2 separate regions of the Homo sapiens genome follow, and region 1 is linked to region 2. A link is an interaction called in ENCODE POLR2A ChIA-PET data of the cell type or tissue named here. Cell type or tissue: CD4-positive, alpha-beta T cell. All regions are shown on one strand.

Evidence for each region. Peaks named below come from ENCODE experiments on the same cell type or tissue, not always from the same donor. Only the 100,000 strongest peaks of a DNase experiment are listed, where the experiment ranks them.
Region 1: POLR2A ChIA-PET joins it to region 2 with 5 read pairs; 6 of 35 experiments call an interaction of 5 or more read pairs at or near these places.

What each region holds. Positions count from the first base shown.
Region 1 is chr18:58,688,013-58,696,012 of GRCh38, forward strand. The region is part of intron 2 of MALT1 (MALT1 paracaspase); the gene reads left to right. The region is part of intron 2 of LOC105372146 (a long non-coding RNA gene); the gene reads right to left. It also overlaps the pseudogene MRPL37P1. Among named protein-coding and RNA genes, the nearest start is that of MALT1-AS1, 20 kb to the left of the region's middle. In CD4-positive, alpha-beta T cell, no CTCF peak of the experiment used is centred here; DNase peaks (open chromatin) are centred at 109 and 4,989; H3K4me3 peaks cover 527 bases; H3K27ac peaks cover 2,395 bases.
Region 2 is chr18:58,590,098-58,598,097 of GRCh38, forward strand. All of the region lies in intron 3 of ALPK2 (alpha kinase 2), which reads right to left. Among named protein-coding and RNA genes, the nearest start is that of SNORA108, 6.5 kb to the right of the region's middle. In CD4-positive, alpha-beta T cell, no CTCF peak of the experiment used is centred here; no DNase peak of the experiment used is centred here.

The DNA of each region.
Region 1 (8,000 bases), 98 kb after region 2:
ATAGAACTTTCATTTGTATGCCTTCGTACAGCCTACGTAGCACTATACCATATTCTTTTTTTACCTTTGTTCAGCACCTTCTCACTAGTGGGTGCTGCATTGGGGTGGCTAAGGGTTGACCATGGGTCCCTGTCGCACAAGGCTTTGTGGGAGGAAGGAAATTTGTGTGGTTAAAACATGGGAGGTATTGCAACTCATTTTCTTGACTATTCACCAGGGGTGGTTTCCAAATCACATTTTGCCTTTCAATTCTCAGTCTTTGAAGCAATAAATTGTATATATATGTTACACACACACACACACACACACACACACGCTTATTAATAAAGTTGTTGGTGCAGGACAGGCTTATAAACTGTTAATTTAGATGTACATTAAAAGCTACTTTGTCTTGGCCAGGCACAGTGGCTCACACGTGTAATCCCAACACTTTGGGAGGCTAATGTAGGAGGATCTCTTGAGGCCAGCAGTTCCAGGCAACATATGAGGCCAACCTGGGCAACATAATGAGGCCCTGTTTCTACAAAAAAAAAAAAAAAAAAAAAAAAAAATACTAATTTTAAAAATCACTTAGTCTTGTGTCCCATACAAAGGAAGGATAACTTTTAGAACCTGGCCATATGATCCCTTTCCAGTAGTCACCTGCTTCTTTGTAAGATACTCTAGAGGAAAAACCCTTTCCATCCTTCTTGTCTCTTATCTCCTTGTATAATGGCAGAGAATATTTGCCATGGTATATTCATGAGCCGTGTCCTGGTGTGGGATTGCTCTTTGTGTGATACACTTTCTCAGTAAGGTAGGCTCACTGTGGCAGAAAGCGGGATTACCGTGGGAGATATATTGAGAATCACCAAGAGGCCGGTCATGGTGGCTCACTCCTATAATCCCAGTGCTTTGGGAAGCTGAGGTGAGGTGGATTGCTTGAGCCCAGGAGCTCAAGACCAGCCTGGGCAACATGGCAAAACCCTGCCTCTACAAAAAATGCAAAAATTAGCCGGGTATGGTGATGCACACCCGTAGACCCAGCTATTGGGGGTGCTGAGGTGGGAGGATGGCTTCAGCCCAGGAGGTTGACACTGCAGTGAGCCCTGATCATGCCACTGCACTCCAGCCTGGGTGACAGAGTGAGACCCTGTCTCAAAAAAACAAAAAGACAGAATCACTGAGAAAGCAAAACATAAGGTTTAAAACCTTTAAAAGGCAAGAAAACCTAGGTTTGCATCCTGGTTCTGCCATTTTACAATGTAAAAAAAAAAAAAAAGTCTCAGAGAGTTTAATTTACCCCAGGTAATTTGGGTGACCTTCTGCAAATTACGTACCTTTTTTTCATTGTAACATAGATGTAATTAGTATCTACCTTGTGTGGTTATTTCAAAGGTTAGTGATAAAAATGCCTGGTGCATGTAAAGCAGTCAGTAACTTGCTGCTGTAGTAATTTCTGTTATTATTATATATATTCAACAAACACGTGTTGAACACCCACTAACACCCACTGCAGTGCCATATGTGGGCACAATTCTAGGTGCTGAATGAACTGGTGACTAAGACCATCAAGGTCCTTGGCCTTGCCCTCATGGAGCTTCTATTTTAATACCTAAGACGGACAGTAAGAAACAGGGATTTTAGAGAGTGAAGGACACTGAACTGGGTGAATGTAATAGATAACTGGGGGGTGGGAGGGTACCTAATTTAGAGACATTTCCCAGAGAAGCTGGTGATATTTTAGTAAGAAACCTGGATGATGAGGAAAGAGCCTGCCATGAAACAGTAGAATAGTGGAAGCCAGTGGGGTGGCGGTTGCGGGGGATGGCAAAGCGGAGCTTGTGGGGAGAACCCAGCAGAGGACTGGTAAGTGGAAAGGCAGAAAAGAGCTTGGCTTATAGAAGGAAGGAGGCCCAGTATGGCTGGAGCTTGGTGAGCCTGGAGAAGAGCGGAGGGGCCAAAGGAGCAGTTCGTGGAGGACTTTGTAGCCATGGTAAGGAATCTGGATTTTTTATTCTAAGTACAGGCACACTTTGTTTTATTATGCTTCACTTTATTGCACTTTGCAGATACTTCACTTTCTGCAAGTTGAAAGCTTGCGGCACCCATGTGTCTAGCAAGTCTGTCAGTGCCATTTTTCCAATAGCATGTGCCTACTTCATATCTCTGTGTCACACCTTGGTAACTCTTACAATATTTCGAACTTTTTCATTATATCTGTCGTGGTGATCTGTGATCGGTGATCTTTGGTGTTACTACTGTGATTGTTGGTGCCTGGTAAGATGGTGGCATCCAGGTGGCGGTCTTAAGACCAGATCAGTATGGTGTTGGTGGTCTTAAGACCAGATCAGTATGGTGTTGGCAGATCAGTATGGTGCCGCTAGGCAGGCACTGACTAGCTCCAGGCAGCTCAACCTTGGGAGCTTCGGGGCCCCGAGAGGTGGAGCCTGTGAGTGGGGCATGCACTCCATGTGGAAGCCAGAGCCTCCTCCCCTGGATGGAGTGTACGAGATCCCTGGACCGGAGCCCATCCCCTCTGTGAGAGAGATGTACTTCACGCCCGGGCTGCCACCGCTGATCTTCCTGCCCTGGGACCCTGGGTAGAAACACCCAAAATTCTGTTCACCCCGTTCACGACCCTGGGACCCTGGCTCGAAGCACCCAAAGTTCTGCTGCTCAAGCTCCATTCACGAGCAGCCACCATACAAAGACCAGGCCTGCTATGTCTTTCACCAGCGTTGCCGCCTTCTCAGGGGTGTCAAGCAGGCCCTCTGGCTTACCGAGGCCAAGTTAATAAAATGCCTTCCTGAGAAAGTACTTGGCCTTGTTGATGATACAAGGAACCACATAGAGAACCAAGATGAGCGTCTTCTGAATTTGATCTCTCATGCCTGTCTCTGGCACTGTACTGAGTACGGCCCCAGGAGAGAGGCCTGCTGTCTGGTCATTGTGGACAGTCTGATAAAGTTGTGTAAGTCTCAGATTCTCAGGCATCCTTCTCTGGCCAGGCAGATTTGTGCCCAAAACTCCACGTTATCCACCACCTGGAATTGTGTCTGTTCTTCAGGGTCATGGTTCTAGTGGAGCCGGCTGAGTGCCAAGGATCCTCTGCCCCCGCCATCTCCTCCAGAGAAGAGGTTGAAGCTACTAAAAATCATGTTCTCGAGGCCTTCTGTCCCCTCTCCCCACTACTGATCTTCAGGAATGCAATGTTTCTGATGTGAAAGATGACACAGGATTCTGGGAGGGCTATCCTTACCCCTATCTCCATATCCTGCACTTCCTGGAGAAAGCCGATTTGCAACCACATAGCCTTCAACCAGATCAGCTGTGGGCCAAGATGATCCTGTTTGCTTTTGGCATTGCCCTGGCTCAGGCCCAGCTCCTCTGTGGCAATGACACCAAGATCTCGGAGCAGCCCGTGGTTGTGCAGAGTACATGCACAGACGGACGTGCATTCCATTTCCTGGTGTTACAGTAGAACACCACAGACCTGGCCTCTTAACAAGTGTGGCAAGAGTTTGGTCTGGGTGGAATCATGCCAGCTACTCTCTCAGCATTTTTGGTGTCTCCCAGTGATAAAAAAGAAGGTGGGACCGGGCCCAGTGGCTCGCACCTGTAATCCCAACACTGGGAGTCTGAGGTGGGTGGATCACGAGGTCAGGAGATCGAGACCATCCTGGCTAACGTGGTGAAACCCCGTCTTTACTAAAAATACAAAAAATTAGCTGGGCGTAGTGGCGGGCGCCTGTAGTCCCAGCTACTCTACTCAGGAGGCTGAGGCAGGAGAATGGCATGAACCCGGGAGGCGGAGCTTGCCGTGAGCCGAGATTGCGCCACTGCACTCCAGCCTGGGTGACAGAGCGAGACTCCGTCTCAAAAAAAAAAAACAACAAAAAATTAGCCAGGCATGGTGGCACGTGCCTGTAATCCCAGCTACTCAGGAGATGGAGGCAGGAGAATTGCTTGAACCTGGGAGATAGAGGTTGCAGTGAGCCAAGATCGCGCCACTGCACTCCAGTCTGGGCGACGGAGCGAGACTCCGTCTCAAAAAAAAAAAAAAAAAAAAAAAAAGAGGGTGGTTGTGGAATGCGTTGGGCTGACTGGTTTCCAGTGGGAGACATCCAGGAAGTTTTTAGCTCTGTATTTACATGGTGCTACGTGAGCCAAGGACCATTCTGAGGCCCGAAACCCACCTTTGCCTTCTCCCACTGAAGAGGGCCTGGGGTCCCCCTGGAGCCTCAGTGCTCATCTAGCCTGGTGGTCTCACTGACAATAAAGAGCCCTTGCATTGCAAAGGAAAAAAAAACTATTATAATTGTTTTGGGGTGCCACAAATTATGCCACTATAAGAAGTTGAGCTTAATTGATAAATGTCATGTGTATTCCAACTGCTCCACCGACTGGCCATTCCTCTCTCTCTCTCTCTCTCTCTCTCTCTCACTCTCTCCCTCCCTCCCTCCCTCCCTCCCTGTCCCTCTTCCTCTCCCACCTCCCCACTCCCTCTTTGGGCCTCCCTATTCCCTGAGACACAACAATATTGAAATTAAGCTGATTAATAACCCTACAATCGTCTCTAAGTGTTCAAGTGAAAGAACAGTGACACACAACAATATTGAAATTAGGCTGATTAATAACCCTACAGTGATCTCTAAGTGTTCAGGTGAAAGGAAGAGTCACATGTCTCTCACTTTAAATCAAAAGCTAGAATTGATTTTACTTAATGAGGAAGGCATATCAAAAGCTGAGATAGGCTGAAAAGCTAGGCCTCTTGTGCCAGTTAACCAAGTTGCGAATGCAGAAGAAAAGTTCTTGAAGGTAATTAAAAATGCTACTTCAGTGAACACACGAATGATAAGAAAGCAAAACAGCCTTATTGCTGAGATGGAGAAAGTTATAGTAGTCTGGATAGATCAAACCAGCCACAGCATGCCCCTAAGCCAAAGCCTAATCCAGAGTGAGGCCCTAACTCGCCTCATTTCTGTGAAGACAGAGAGGTGAGGAAGCTGCGGAAGAAAAGTTGGTTCATGAGGTTTAAGGAAATAAGCTGTCTCTGTAACATAAAAGTGCAAAGTGAAGCAGCAAGTACTAGTGGAGAAGCTGCAGCAAGTCATCCAGAAGATCTAGCTAATGCCAGGCATGGTGGCTCGTAATTGATCATGGTGTCTATAATCCCACCACTCTGGGAGGCCAGGGCAGGAGGATTGCTTGAGCTTAGGAGTTTGATACCAGCCTGGGCAACATGGTGAAACCCCGTCTTTGCAAAAAATACAAAAAATTAGCCAGGCACAGTGGCACCTGCCTGTAGTCCCAGCCACTCGGGAGGCTGAGGTGGGAGAATTGCTTACACCTGGAAGGCGGAGGTTGCAGTGAGCGAGATCATGACACTGCACTCCAGCCTAGGTAACAGAGACAGACCTTGTCTCAAAACAAAAAAGCAATAAAAGATCTAGCTAAGATAATTAAAGAAAATGGCTATAATAAACAGATTTTTCAGTGTAGATGAAACAGCCTTCTATTGGAAGAAGATGTCATCTAGAACTTTGATAGCTAGAGAGAAGTCAGTGCCTGGCTGACTCTTGTTAGGGGCCAATGCAGCTGACAACTTTACGTTGAAGCCAGTGCCCATTTACCATTCTGAAAATCCTAGGGCCCTTAAGAATGATGCTAAGAAACTGCAAAGTTTTTGTCCTGAGTAACCAGATGGATGGTGGTAGGCAGTAAGACTGGTTTACCATCTTTGAGATGGGGAAACTGTGGGGACTGGCAGAGGAGTAGATTTTGTGTCAGAAGGGATTTGGGACATATAAAATTGGTGGTGGCTATAGGACATTCAAATTTAAAGCCAGGATAGCCAAAACTCCTATATTTTTTAGATTTATTACTTGTTCTCTTTTGTCATTGTTGCAACTTTTTCCTGTCACATCGAAACTTGGGAAATCAGAATCTTTGTATTTTAAAGTTGTGATGTAAAACTCTCCTGGCAGATGAATGGTAAATGTGGGGACATTAAAATACAGTGTTATGAATTTGCTGGCTTCAGCAAGAGTGCTTATCCCATTTTCCACCTTTCCTACCAACATGTATCACAGATTTCAGAAAAATTCTGAACTTCATCCGTCCTGTACTAACTTGGCCTCGACATAAAGGATTAATGAATATGAATGTCCTCCCTTGGCAAGAGTTTAAAATTCTGAGAGGCTCTACTATATTTACTAAAGATTTTCTAGGGCTTCTCGAGGCCCTCAAATGTGCTAGGTATACAATAAATATTTACTCATTTTTAATTTTGCTTTTATTTAGTATCTTTGTGCTGTGACTTTCATGAACATTATTTTTTTTCCTAGAAAGTTTAGTACCTTTGATGTATTAAGATTACTGTTATTTACACTGTTTCCTTTTTACTTGTAATCTTGTTTTGTTTCTTTGCATTGGTGGGTGGTAGAAGAAAAAGACACTGTTATGAGGTCACATTCAGTATAGACAAGGAAAGAAAATAAAAGTAGGTGCAGGAAATTAAGTTTTATAAGTTTTAATTATCTTTTTCTTTACTTCCTAAAAGCCAGCTAACCCAGTTTTATTAATTACAACTTTTGCAAATGTAAGCTTTTCTAGCTTTGGTTTCTTTTATGTCAGTTATCTATTGCTGCATTAATAAATTACCCCCAAGTCAGAAGTGAAAAACAACAACTGTTTATTATCTCACACAGTTTCTGAGGCTAGTAGTCCAGAAGTGGCTTAGCTGGGTAGTCCTGGCTGAGGGTCTCTCGTGAGGCAGCAGTCAGACTGTCAGCCAGGTCTGCAGTCATCTGAAGGTTTCCCCAGGGTTGGAGGATCTTCTCAGATGGCTCTCTCACAGGTGTTGTCAAGAGACCTCATTTCCTCACTGGCTGTGGCGGGAGATCTGTTTCTTTCTGTAGAGATATGGTTTGGCTGTATTCCCACCCAAATCTTATCTTGAATTCCCATGTGTTGTGGGAGGGACCTGGTGGGAGGTAATTGAATCATGGGGGCAGGTCTTTCTCTGCTGTTCTTGTGATAGTGAATAAGTCTTATGAGATCTGATGGTTTTATAAAGGGGAGGTTCCCTGCCCGCACCTTCTTCTCGTTTGTCTGCCGCCATGTGAGACATGCCTTTCACCTTCCACCATGATTGTGAGTCCTCCCTAGCCACGTAGAACTGTAAGTCTATTAAACCTCTTTCTTTTGTAAATTGCCCAGTCGTGGGTATGCCTTTATCAGGAGTGTGAAACAGACTAATACTCTTACCACTTGAGCCTCTCTGCAGGGCTACCTGAATGGCCTCCTGCCACAGTCATGTGCTTCCCTGGGGCGAGTGAGTGAGAGAGAGGCAAGAGAAGGAGTTGGGGGTGTTCCATTATTGACTAGGATTTTCTTCCAAATTCCTGTCAAAAGTCTTCCAAGCTTAGATGTTGGCAGTTATTCCTCAAATGAGGAATGTTTGTGTCACAGGTATATCAAATATATATCTCACTGCTCTGTTTCTGTGTCTTTCTCTTCCAAAATCATTTTCATTTCAATACTAAATAATAATGCAGTCATTTGAAGACGTTTTCAATGGTGTTGTCTTTGTCCATTGCATGCTTCCATAATACAGTACCACAGACTGGGTAATTTTTAAAGAACAGACATTTATTTCTCACAGTTTTGGAGCCTGGGAAGTCCGTGATCAAAGAACCAGCTTCTGATGAAGGTTTTCTTGCTGTGTCCTCACATGGCAAAAGAGAGAGAACCTACCTGCAAACCCCGTTATTACAGCGGCATTAATTCATTCGTGAGGGTAGAGCCTCCCGCTAGGCCCTACCTCCCAACATTGTTACATTGGGGATTCAGTTTCCAGCACATGAATTTGGGGGCACATATTCAGACAATAGCAGACATTGCAACTTAACACGTCTGTTACTAACAGTGCACGTAACTTGACTGAAGTGGCAGCCATATGAGCATTTATGACCAAACATTTCCATGAGCTAACACTGAGAACTACCCTGTGGCTG
Region 2 (8,000 bases):
GTAATCCCAGCTACTTGGGAGGCTGAGGCAGGAGAGTCGCTTGAACCCAGGGGCGGAGATTGCAGTGAGCTGAGATTGCACCACTGCACTCCAACCTGGGCGACAGAGCGAGGCTCCATCTAAAAAAAAAAAAAAAAAAAAAAGATTTGGAATTATCTCTGGAATTTAGATACTATACAACCACTATCTTGCACCACAGGCATTCCATTTTATTATGCATTCCACTTTCCAGTGAAAGAAAACAAGATCTGGAAACACGAGGTCTGTAGTGTCTTCACCCCTTCAGCCAGGAATGCAGGGGGAGGGAGGCCTCTGAAGCTCCCCCTCCAGTGGCTGCGAATGTTTTGAGCCTTCCCTCCCATTGCAGCAGGGAGGGGGAAGAGGGCTCCACTCAATAAATAATCACATGATGACATCCGTGTCCTTTCCTTGGCCATAGCACCAGGTGAAAGTCATCATTATTTTCTTAAGCCAAGTGTCTGTATTTTATTAGCTGCCTAACAACTGCTATCAATAATCATTTTTATAACTGAAGGAATAGGAAAGACTTTGGTCTTTCCCAAGCCCCAAAACTATGTTTGTCCTGGAGATGGAAGAATTCTCTGAATTTCTTGATCATATTTTCTATAAGTAACTTGATACCTTTCAAAACAATGAGGAGATTCCTCATACATTTACCAATTTATTCAGTTATTTATTCAACAGATTGATTGAACCACACACCTAAAGAGCCGAAACGGACCTCAGAGCTGTGTCTCTCCCAGGCCGGTTCTCACCCACCTGCCTTCTTCCCCGGTTCTGCTCTCTATCACCAGGGCTGACCCCTGAGGCTGCAACACCCGGCTCCCATGACTGCTGGCTTCTTGCTGTGTTTGACCAAAGAGAGACAGTAGATTGGGGGCTGGGAAGGGAAGAAGGAAGAAACCATCTCTTTCATAGTTCCAGGTCCCATGGGACAGCCTACCAGAGGTCCAGTTTCTGCTCTGTGGCCTGTGACCTGGAACTGGGAGTCTTGACTCCTCCCTTTGTCTCTGCTGCCCAGGAGATAGTGGCTCTGAGTGACCTCACTGTTCCCTGTTGGCTCAATCATCTGTGCAACCCTGCACTAAATGCTTCAAAATGGTTTTTGTCTTCCTGATTAGACCCTAACAGATACAGGAATTGGAACTATCTTACAGATGTTGGAACTGAGGCCCAGAGAAGATGTGACACGTCTTAAGTTATACGGCCAAAAAAATGGTAGGAAATGTCTACCATGTATAAAGCATTGTGTTAGCCACTATGTGGATGATAAAGATGTGAAATTCCTAGGCTCTTTTCTCAGGAGCCTCCCATCCAGTAAGGGAAATGACTTGTCTATACAAACAGCTATAATACAGGACAGTGTGTGCCAGGCACCATTAACAAGCGTGCCAGTTATAAGGATTCAGGTGTTGGGGGCATGCAAGATAATGAAGGGAGGTTTCCTGGGGAGCTCAACAGCTGAAGCAGACCAGGAAATACAGGGTAGGATTTTGGCAGGAAAGATGGTGTGTGCCTGTGGTTGGTGGAGGGGTGATCATTCTAGGCAGAAGGAATAGCCTAAATGTGGAAGGAGGCAGGAAAGCTTCAGGCCCTCCCAGGAAACAATAAGCCATTTTTAATTTGGAACTTGGGGAAGTGGTAGGTGGGAAGGTAGAGTAACTGCGTTGTTCACTGTTTAAACAGGACACTTCAGAGAATGAAAAGGGACTCTCTTAATACACCAAAGCAACAGGCAGAGACTGGGGCCATGCTAGGGAAAGTGAGGCTGGCCCAGGTGGATCAGGAGATATGGTCACCTGCCAAGAGGTGGCTGAGCCCAGATCGTGGAAGGTTTTCCATCCCATACTAAGGGGTTTAGACCTCAGGTTCCAGTTCACTGGGAAGCAAATAAAATAGTCATGTAGGAAGGGATGGAAAATAATTCTGTAAGACGCTAACTGCATTTCATACCACAGACCGGGGATGAGGAGCAAATGTTCTTGCTCTCCATATCTGATGTGACCTGTGGCCCCCAATGAGCAGGAACACCCCGTTCTCCCATGTGTCCTGCTGGACCTGCAACTATACATGCTTAGCACACTGCATGGGACTTGAGAAGGGAAACAAGAAATTAGTAGAAGACATGGTTCCTTCCCCAGGGATGAGACTTTTGGGTATTAAACAGGGAGCAGTACACAATTTGCAAAATCCAGTGTCATTGAATTCCAAAAGGCACAGCCAAGGCAGCCAGCACTTCTGGTGGTTAGGACAGGAGAGGTCACAGGGGCCTGGGCCTTCAGGAAATGAAGCCAGGAGCACAGAACTCGAGCCCCGCAGGGAAGAATTACATTTTGGCTGGGTGGAAAGAGGGGAGGGCATTCCTGGCAGATGCACCGGAGCTGGAATGATCAGGTCATGTGTAAGGGACAATAAAGCAATGAGCTGATGTGGGATTCGCAGGAGGTAGGGCTGGGGGAGAGGGCCCTGAAGAACTGGGGCAGTGGGTGGGGAGGAGCTCCGGTGTGGAGGGTGCGGAATTCTGTCCAGGGGCACTATGTGTGTGTGAACTGCAGGGGAAAGTTTACTTTTCTTCTTCACCCGAGGACAATTCGAAGCCGATTGCAGAGGCAGTTGGCAAAGTCAGTACTGCATAGTGGTTAAGGGACAGACTTAGCAGCGAATGTGCCTGGGTTCACATGCCGGCCCATCTGCTCCGCAGCGTTGGAGAAGCCACTTGACAGCTCTGGACAATAGCTGAACCTCCATCAACCCGGTGACATGAGGATTAAGGGATTAACTCCTATAAAGTGCTGAAAGCAAAGCCTGGCACACAGTAAGACTAAATCAATAGTTCTCAGCCCTGGCTGAACGTTCAAGTGACTTGGAGCGCTTCGTAAAAATACCAGGGCCGGAGGATTTTAGGGCGGGGAGACTACTGCTGATTCTGCAGAGGTAGATACATGTCAGGACACCTTTGTCCAAACCTGTAGAACGGACACCAAGAGTGAACCCTCATGTAAACTATGGACTTGGGGTGATGATATGTCAGTGTGGATTCATGGATTGTAACAAATGTACCATGCCGGACAGAGGGTATGTGGGAACTATCTGTGTCTTATGCTCAATTTTGCTGTGACCCCAAAACTGCTCTAAAATTAAAGTCTATTTAAAAAGAAAAAAAGGGGCTGGGTGCAGGGGCTCACGCCTGTAGTCCCAGCACTTTGGGAGGCCAAGGCAGGTGGATCATGAGGTCAGGAGTTCAAGACCAGCCTGGCCAACATGGTGAAACCCCATCTCTACTAAAAATACAAAAATTAGCAGAGCGTTGTGGCATGCGCCTGTAATCCCAGCTACTTGGGTGGCTGAGGCAGAAGAATCGCTTGAACCTGGGAGGTGGAGGTTGCAATGAGCTGAGATTTCCCCATTGTACTCCAGCCTGGGTGACAGGAAGGGACTCTGTCTCAAAAAAAAAAAAAAAAAAAAAAAGGCAAAAAAGACCGGGTGCAGTGGCTCACACCTGTAATCCCAGCACTTTGGGAGGCCAAGGCGGGTGGATCACCTGAGGTCAAGAGTTTAACACCAGCCTGGCCAACATGGTGAAACCTCATCTCTACTAAAAATACAAAAATTAGCCAGGCGTGGTGGTGCATGCCTGTAATCCCAGCTACTTGGGAGGCTGAGGCATGAGAATTGTTTGAACCTGGGAGGCAGAGGTTGCAGTGAGCCGAGATCGCACCATTGCACTCCAGCCTGGGCAACAGAGCAAAAACTCCATCTCAAAAATAAATAAATAAAAATAATAAAAGGAAAAAAATACCAGTGCCAGGGCCCACCTCTTCCCCCAACCAAAAAAAAAAAAAAAAGCACAATTAAGCAGCATAATGGGGTGAAACCTTCACCATCAGTTTTTTTTTTAAGGTTTCTAGGCTATTCCTTTGGGCAGCCAGCACTCAGAAGCACTGAACTAAATAAATGGACATGGACTCTTGTACAATAGCGAACACGTCAGGGAACAGGCATGTTCATGGTAGAGCCAGGATCTTTTCCTGGGGATGCATGGGGAGCGGTTTCCTGGCTTCCACTTGGCGCAGAAGCTCTGCCCTTTTGACAGCTTTCTGAGCCTCTGGGAGCAACGCAGACCCACCAGAGATTCTTTGAACAAGAAGTGGGCAAACTGATTTCAGAAAGGAAAAAAATCCTATGGCATTACTACCACCACGCTTAGTTAATAGATGACTGACCCTTCTTATTAAAAGAAAACTCAAAGTTATCCAGAAACAATTTCCACCCCCAGCACCTAATAGGTCACCAAGCGAGCATAATGTCCCAGAAATCTTAAGGAGCATTGTGACAATATACCAAAACAATCTTAAGTTTAAACTGTAAATCTATTCTCTGAAAGGCCCATCATCTTGGGAGCAGGACTAAGATGAATGCTCCATCAGACAAGCCATGGCCGGCAGCCCCAGCTCTCAGCAGCACAAATGTCCCTAGCCACAGAGGCCCAGAGCTCTGCTAATTCATCAAACACCCAGCACGCCCCAAGCCAAACTGTGGATGTCCTTATCCAAACCTGCTTCTTGTCTCCACAAAACTGCAATTCCATTCTACCAATTGCTCAGTGCAAAAATCCTGGAGTCCGTCTTTCACTCCCCTTTCACGTCCAGCATCCAGTCCAACAGCAGCTCCTGTCAGACACACTCAGAACCTGGCCGCTTCCTCCCACCTTCTGCAGGACCGTCCTGGGTGGAGGCACCACCGTCTCATCTGAATTACCGCGATGGTTGCTTGCAGTCCCCATCTGTGCCCTGAGTCTTCTCCAGAGGATACATTCACATCACTGAGATAAGAGTCATCCTTTTACACTTAGCCAGAAAATGTCATCACATCTCTGTTCAGAAACCCTCTTATGTGTCTCCATCTCACTCCAAATCAAATCCAAAGTCATGACCATGTGCCATGGCCTACAAGCAATGAGCTGACGTGGGAGTCACAGAAGGTGAAGAGAACCTGCCTTCCCCAGGTAATAACCACATCACCTCCCGCTCTGTACTTTCACCCCTGTGCTCAGAGCCCCTCACCAGAGAGACCTTCCCACCGTCATGCGCCTTCCCTCCCTCGTGCTGCTTTATCTTTTTTCACCTGACCCATTACATAGTTCCTGGTGTGTTAAATGTCTGGCTCCTCTTGCGATCCCTTTCCCATGAGATCAGGGACTCCAGTATTTGCTGCTGTAACCTTAGGGTCTAGAACAGTCCCCGGCATATAGTAGGCCCTCCATGAATCCTTATTTTTGAATGAAGTCCTTATGATCACTCCTTTTTGAATTATATTCCAGGATACATCTTAATAGATTTTGTTTGGGAGGATGGCACTGGTAGGATGAGATGCAGTGATTAACATAATGGACTCCGGGGCCCTGGGAAACAGAATTTTGGGGTTCTAACCCTAGCTTTGTTCCTAACCCATTGTGTTACTTTGGATGGGTCCTGTGATCTCTCTGGGCCTTGGGTGACCTATAGGGTGTAGGCAGTGGACTAGACCAGTTGGATTTGACCAATTAAAACAGAATTTTTTAGGGGTGGGATATAAGCATCAATACTTTTTTAAAGTTCCCCAGAGGTAATGTATAGCCAGGAGTGGGCTAAGCCTAAGCCTTACAGCAGGGTTTCTCCTGTGTTAAAAATGCACACGAATCACTTGGGATGTCATTAAAATGCAGGTTCTGATTGGCTGGTCTGGAGAGGGAGCTGGGATTTTGCCATTCTAACAAGCTCCCAGGGGATGCTGATGCTGGTGGTCCAAGACCAGGCTCTGAGCGGCAACATCTTGAAGTCACTTCCAGCTTGGTGACTCCAACGTTTCCATCAAGGGTAAAGGTCCCCTTATTAAATTCTCAGGAAAACATCAGCTGTCACTCCACTAGCTGCTCAATTTGATCTGAGTTCCCTACTCAATGACTGGCAAGCTGCCCCCGCATGCACTGTGTGGCTGTTAAGAGTTGGTTTTCCTTCTTAAAAAATGAATTGCTGGACCCAGAAAGGGGGAATGAGCAAAACCAGGTCTGAGAATTTCTCTCCCAAAAGCAGGCTCAGAGACCTGTAGTCAGGGAAGAAGCCCGTCACAAGTCAGTGGCTTCCCTTCGTCTGCCGTTCTGTTGTCAGGGCCTCGGTGCTGGCTGTGTCCTGTGTCCCTCTCTATCTCCTTGATCTGACCATCTCATGATGCCTCTGCCTGGCTGCCACCTCCTGGTGCCCACTGGTGAGCCGAGGCAGCCACTAGCAGGCAGACGGGCAAGCAGGGCACCCTGCACAGGGCCAAGGGAGCAGCCTCATTAGGGCTGTCAAGGAGCAGCTCCAACAGGAGAAGAATCTCCATCTGGCTGCTGCAGCAGCCGCCGCAGGGAATGGGAAGTGACAAGGACAGAAAGGGAGCAGTCACTGACACCCTGCAGTTCAAATGGTGACCAGAGCTACTGACAACAGGGCCTTCTCCTACAGCAGCTGTGGGAGGCCTGTTAGATTATTCTGCTCACCCAGTCCCCTAAGGATTCAGCAACAGAGCCTCTGACCACCAACAAGCCACAGTTCATTCAAATCATTTCCCCCAGTTCAGATGGCTGTATGTGGAATGGCTCTTTTGCCTGCTGCCCTTGAGGCAAGACTCAGTGAAGAACAGAACCCCTGGATGCGTTGTGTTAATTCCTCCCACAAATCTTTTGTTTGTTTGTTTGCTTTTGAGACAGGGTCTCATTTTGTTACCCAGACTGGAGTGCAGTGGTATGATCATGGCTCACTGCAGCCTCAACCCCCCAGGCCCAACCAGTTCTCCTACCTCAGCCTCCCAAGAAGCTGGGGCCTCAGGTGTGTGCCACCACCCCAAGCTAATTAAAAAAAAACAAAATTGGCCCGGTGCAGTGGCTCATGCCTGTAATCCCAGCACTTTGAGAGGCCGAGGCAGGTGGATCACTTGAGGTCAAGAGTTTGAGACCAGCCTGGGCAACATGGTGAAACCCCGTCTCTACTAAAATACAAAAAAATTTAGTCAGGTGTGGTGGTGGGGACCTGTAATCCCAGCTACTCAGGAGGCTGAGGCAGGAGAATTGCTTGAACCTGGGAGGTGGAGGTTGCAGTGAGCTGAGATTGTGCCACTGCATTCCAGCCTGGGTGACAGAGTGAGACTCCAACTCGAAAGAAAAAACAAAAACAAAGAATGGCTGTGTCTAACAATACACAGGAGATCTCAGGGCAGAAAGAATGAGCATTTACTTAGCATTTGTTGAGTACCAGCACTGTTCAAAAAGTTTCCTTATGTGTATTATCTCATTTAATCTTCACCCAACCCTGCAAAGTAGATACTGTAATCATTCCCATTTTACAGATACGGAAATCGTGGCAGACAGAGGTTAAGCAACCTGCCCAAGTAAGAGATGAGGCCAAGAATTGGACCTGGGTAGTCTGGCTTGAGAGCTGAGTATCTACTTATGATACTTAGTGTGTCTACTTACACTCTCACAGAGTGCTGCAGATTTCTGATTCTGAACCAGTGGGTCCCTGTCCACCCCCACTGGCTCATCTTAGTCTGGCCCTGTATATAGCCAGAACACTTCCATATTTGGAGCTGTGCTAGCTACTGAATTATGTCCCCCACCAAGTCATATGTTGAAGCCCTAACCCACAATGTGATGGTATTTGGAGGCAGGGCCTCTGGGAGGTGATATGGTTTAGATGAGGTCACAAGGGTGGGGCCCTCATGACAGGATTAGTGCCCTTAGAAGAGATACCAGAGAGCTTGCACTCTCTCTCTTTCTCTCTGTCCCATGTGAGAACATAGTGAGAAGGCAGCTTCTGCAAACCAGGAAGAGGGCCCTTACCAGAACCTAACCATGCTGGCACCTCAATCTTGGACCTCCAGCCTCCAGGACGGTGAGAAAGAAACTTCTGTTGTTTAGGCCACCCACACTATGGTATTTTGGTAGGGTAGCTCAAGCTGACTAT